Linked DNA regions of Homo sapiens: region 2 is linked to region 1. Evidence: chromatin loops called from intact Hi-C (ENCODE). Cell type or tissue: MCF 10A. All regions are shown on one strand.

The links. A loop is a pair of places that touch in the nucleus more often than their neighbours do. Peaks named below come from ENCODE experiments on the same cell type or tissue, not always from the same donor. Only the 100,000 strongest peaks of a DNase experiment are listed, where the experiment ranks them.
Region 2: it touches region 1 in a loop (17-fold over the local background); 5 of 110 quality-filtered maps call a loop at or near these places.

What each region holds. Positions count from the first base shown.
Region 1 is chr7:73,865,091-73,867,590 of GRCh38, reverse strand. It overlaps TMEM270 (transmembrane protein 270), which reads right to left. Exons shown (of 3, transcript NM_182504.4): 2 at 2,170-2,500; 3 at 1,701-2,014. The coding sequence ends at 1,718. Among named protein-coding and RNA genes, the nearest start is that of TMEM270, 5.2 kb to the right of the region's middle. In MCF 10A, a CTCF peak has its summit at 1,262 (motif pointing left); a DNase peak (open chromatin) is centred at 1,260.
Region 2 is chr7:74,058,730-74,061,229 of GRCh38, reverse strand. ELN (elastin) reads right to left here. Exons shown (of 33, transcript NM_000501.4): 23 at 1,183-1,344; 24 at 1,046-1,090; 25 at 729-854; 26 at 91-129. ELN-AS1 (ELN antisense RNA 1) reads left to right here. Exons shown (of 2, transcript NR_183555.1): 2 at 1,198-2,325. Among named protein-coding and RNA genes, the nearest start is that of ELN-AS1, 2.3 kb to the left of the region's middle. In MCF 10A, no CTCF peak of the experiment used is centred here; a DNase peak (open chromatin) is centred at 1,199.

The sequences.
Region 1 (2,500 bases):
CCTGAAGGCTGAGTCTTGGGGATTGGAAGCATCACAGCCTGAGCTGGCACAGCAGCATCAGCCACCCATGCAGCAGGACCCTGTGTCCTTACTCACAGGTTAGGGGAGTGCTGAGATACTGGATAGGTTTCCCCTTTCCCCAGGGAGACAGATGGCTCTTCAACAGATAGCGGGTGAGTGGGTGTGGTTGGTTCTGTGGATGAATGGATGGGTGGGTGGGTGGGTGGATGGATGGATGGATGGATGGATGGATAGATGGATGCATGAATGGGTGGATGAATGGGTAGATGAATGGGTGAGTGGATGGTTAGGCAGATGGGTGGCTGAATGGATGGGTGGTTGGGAGGATGGATGGATGGATGGGTGAATGGATCAGTGGATGGATAGATGGATGGATGGATGAATGGATGAATGGATGGATAGATGGGTGGATGGATGGGTGGATGAGTGGGTGGATAGATGGATGGATGCATGAATGGGTTGATGAATGGGGAGATTAATGGGTAAGTGGATGGGTAGGCAGATGGGTGGGTGAATGGATGGGTGGGTGGGTGGGTGGATGTATGGATAGGCAAATGGACCAGTGGATGGATAGATGAATGGGTGGATGGATAGACGGATGGATGGATGGATGCATGAATGGGTGGATGAATGGGTAGATGAATGGGTGAGTGGATGGGTAGGCAGATGGGTGGGTGAATGGATGGGTGGTTGGGAGGATGGATGGATGGATGGATATATGGGTAAATTGATCAGTGGGTGGGTAGATGGATGGATAGGTGGGTGTGTGGATGGATGGATGGATGGATGGATGGATGGATGGATGGATGGATGCACGAATGGGTGGATGAATGCATAGATGAATGGGTAATTAAATGGGTAGGTAGATGGGTGGGTCAATGGATGGGTGGTTGGGTGGATGGATGGATGGATAAATGGATCAGTGGATGGATGGATGGATGAATGCATAGGTTGTTGGGTGATGATGGATGGATGGATGGATGGATGGATGGATGGATGGATGGATGGGTGGATGGGTGGAGGGATGGATGGGTGGATGTGTGAGTAGATGGGCAGGTGAATGGGTGAGTGGGTGAATGGATTGGTGGGTGGGTGGATGGATGGTTCTGTGGATGGCTTTGTGAGTGGGTGGATAGGTGGATGGATGAATGGCCAAGTGCATGAATGAATGGGCTCCTTGAAGCCTGGCTCACAACTGTTTCTCAAAGCTTTCTAAATCTCTGAAATGTGAGGCCCTGGCACCCCCCAGAGGCCAAAGTCTCTAACTGCCCATCTCCCCTAAAGCCCTGGGCACCAATACTTCTGAGAACCAGGGGCACGCACCTAGAGAAAGTTAAGGATTCTGGGAAACAAAAAATCTAGAGACCCAGTGCTGGTTCTGCCCTTGACAGACTGTGACCTTGGGAAAGTTCAACCTTCTGAGGCTCAATTTTCTCAGCTGTAAATGGTGCTAATCAAACCTGATGCCTGTGTTGCTAGGAGATTTAAACCAAATTATGAGTAAATTGTCTGAGATGTTTGATATCTGGCCCATAGAAGATGCTGACGGAAAGTGATTTCCTTCCCAGAGGCAGTCCTGGGCTCACATGCAGGCACACACATGCACATCACTCACACAACATCTCTCCAGCCCATTAGGGAAGAGGGAGTGAGACCATAGGCTAGGCCAGACCAGGAGAGGCAGATGGGGATACATTTATTCTCTGGGAGTTTCTTGCTCTGGCAAAACTGTTCCAGACTCTGAGTCCGAGGACGCAGACAGTGAGGGCAGCAAGGAAGACCCTGAGACCTCCTGGGGTTCAACCTCCTGGGCCTCGGCCAGCTGGGTCGTGTGCTCAAAGGCAGCCTGCAGCAGGTGGGAGGCCAGGCAGGTGGTCCAGGTGATGAGATAGGCCAGGTGCCAGGAGGTGAGGGCAGTCATAGTCTCCACCCACCAATACAGACGTCTCAGCTGTACCAGGAGCTTCCTTACCACGCAGTTCACTTGCAAGGCCTGGAACAGGGAGACAGATGGGCAGGTGGCCCTTAGGAGCTCATAGGGTTACACTGCTTGGCTGTGGCTCCCCCCTGCAAGCCCAGCCAGCCCTGACCACACCCAGTACCCCAGGTTTGCCCTCCACACCCCAGCCTCACCCCGAGACCACCCACCTTACTGAGCTGCCTGCCCAGTCGGAAGCAGTGGGACTTCTGACACACCCTCCAGGTCACTACCACCAAGAGCAAGGCCACCAACATCAGGCCGTGCAGACATGACAAAAACAGATCTGTCCAGATGGCCACAGACAGGCCCAGCTGCTCCCAGGCACTGAGCAAGGCCAGGCCCAGGCCCTTGGTGCTGCCCCACATGCCAGCCCACATCAGCCTGGGTCCCTGTAGCACCAGCCATACGGGGACCTGTATCAGAGCCAGCCCAGCCCAGAGAGCCTGGCCCAGGGGGCAGGCTGCAGCTCCCAGGGGTAGGTGGGCCTGCCAGTTACAG
Region 2 (2,500 bases), 190 kb before region 1:
TGCCTTTTTCTATTGTGACCACCCCAGTCCTGTGCTGTCAGGGATGGTGTGGTGGCAAGGGAGCCACAAGTGGTTGTGGGGTGCACTCACCATATTTGGCTGCTTTAGCGGCAGCCAGGGCTCCAGGTACTGGGGAGAAAGAAAAGTTGGGGAGTGGTCAGGAGCCGAGCTCTGTGCCTGGGAGTTCTGCCGCCTCCTCTAGAGAGCCCTCCCTGACTTCCTTGGCCTCTATTGCTTCCTCAAAGCCCTGAAGCTGTACAGGCACAGAGCTTTAGGGCTGAACAGTGCCTCCACCTTCCGTCTGCCCCTTCCTTCTCTCCCCAGGCCTAGCATGGACTGCCTGAGGCTGGGCACAGAGTGGGGCTCAGTCACCAGCTGGTGAAGAACTGGAGTTCCTAGTGGTCCCCTGGCCACAGAGCACTGCTGAAGGGGAGCCAGGCTGATCTACCTGCTCCTTCCCTGGTTGGAGGGCAGGCTTTTTCTCAGTCTGGAGCCCTGCCACCCCTCTACTGAGGAGGCAGATACTCTGCAATTGGGCAGCCTGGGGTCCCTTGGCCTGGTCTGCCCTCCTCCCGCTATCTGTTACCCCCAGATGCTTAGGAGAACCTAACAAGGATTTTACTATGCACCCCTGGGTGATGAGGGGGTGCTGGGGAGGTGCTGAGAGGAGGAGGGATCTCCTTCCCTGAGCTCAGGGGACAGGCTCCGCCTAACTCCCTCATCTGCACCTGCCCCGAAGCCAGGAACACCAGCACCAACTCCAAGTCCAGGAACACCAGCACCAACTCCAAGTCCAGGGACGCCGACACCAACTCCAAGTCCAGGGATGCCAGCACCAAGCCCAGCTGCAGCTCCTGCAGACAGAGGGCAGTGGTGGCGACAGCAGGCAGGGAGCATGCCCCTAAGGAGGTGTCCTGCCCAGGGAGCTGAGCCTAGTCCCAGAGGAAGGGGCCCAGATCCAAGCAGCGGCCTCCTCCCTGGCTGTTGCCCCTAACCAGCTCTGAGATCGTTGGGGAGAGGAGAGAAAGGTGGGCGAGGCACTCACGGAGCTGGGCTTTGGCAGCCACCTTGGCAGCGGATTTTGCTGCAGCTGAGGGAGGGAGAGAGAGGGGGATTAGAGATGGAGGCGGGGCCCATGGAGGCTTCGGGGGCCCCTCAGGCTCATTGACTCATGAAACTCACCTGCAACTCCACCAGGGCCAATGCCGGGAGCCACGCCAACGCCAGGAGCCACACCAACTCCAGGAGCCACGCCAACTCCAGGAGCCAAGCCAACTCCAGGAGCCACACCGACACCAGGAGCCACGCCAACTCCAGGAGCCACGCCGACACCAGGAACTAACCCTGCAAGATTGAGAAGAGCTGATCATTAACCAAGACCTGATCAAAGAGGACAGAAGCTTATGGAAAGAGGGCTGGAGCCTCGGCCCTGGCATAGATTTGCTGTGTGACCCTGGATCAGTTACTTTCCCTTGCTGGGCCTCAGCTTCCTCCTCCCTAATATGAAGTGTGTGCAGGCTCAGGAGTTCATAACTTTGTTTTTTTGGAGACAGAGTCTCACTCTATCGCCCAGGCTGGAGTGCAATGGCGTGATCTCGACTCACTGCAACCACCACCTCCCGAGTTCAAGTGAGTCTCCTGCCTCAGCCTCCTGAGTAGCTGGGACTACAGGTGCGCACCACCATGCCCGGCTAATTTTTTTGTATTTTTAGTAGAGACAGGGTTTCACCATGTTGGCCAGGCTGGTCTTAAACTCCTGACCTTGGGTGATCCACCCGACTTGGCCTCCCAAAGTTCTGGGATTATAGTTGTGAGCTGCTGCATTTGGCCAGGAGTTCTTAACCTTTTCAGTGACAAGGACCCCTTGGAGATTTGAGGCTGATGGAGGCAGATTTACATTATATAAGGGACTTTGTAAGACAGAAAGGCTTTGGGTTCAAATCTCAGCTCAGCCACCATTTAGCTGTGCAACTGTAGGCAAGTTACTTAAGCTCTGGGAACCTCAGTTTCCACATCTGTAAAATGGGAAAAATAAAATCAACTCTGTAAGATTTTTGTAGGCCAGACACGTTGGCTCATGCCTGTCATCCCAGCACTTTGAGAGGCCAATGTGGGAGGATCGCATACAATTTTTTTTTTTTTTAAACTGGGCATGGTGGCATGTGACTGTAGCCCCAGCTACTAGGGATACTAAGGGGGAATAATGGCTTAAGCTAGGAGTTTGAGGCCTGCGGCGAGCTGACGGCATCACTGCACTCCAACCTGGGCGACAATGTGAGACCCCGTCTCAAATAAATAAATAATAAAGATTGCTGTGTGTGAGAATATGGGGCTCAGCAGACCTGCAGTCGAAATGCTCTCTGGCCTATTCAGTCCTAGAGATTCTGATCTGAACCTTTCAGCCCACAGGTCCCTAGGGCCAAGGCCTACAGACCCCATGCCCAGGGCCTGACATACAGTTGAGCTCTACAATTGGTGCTGCCACGATTTGCCATGTTCA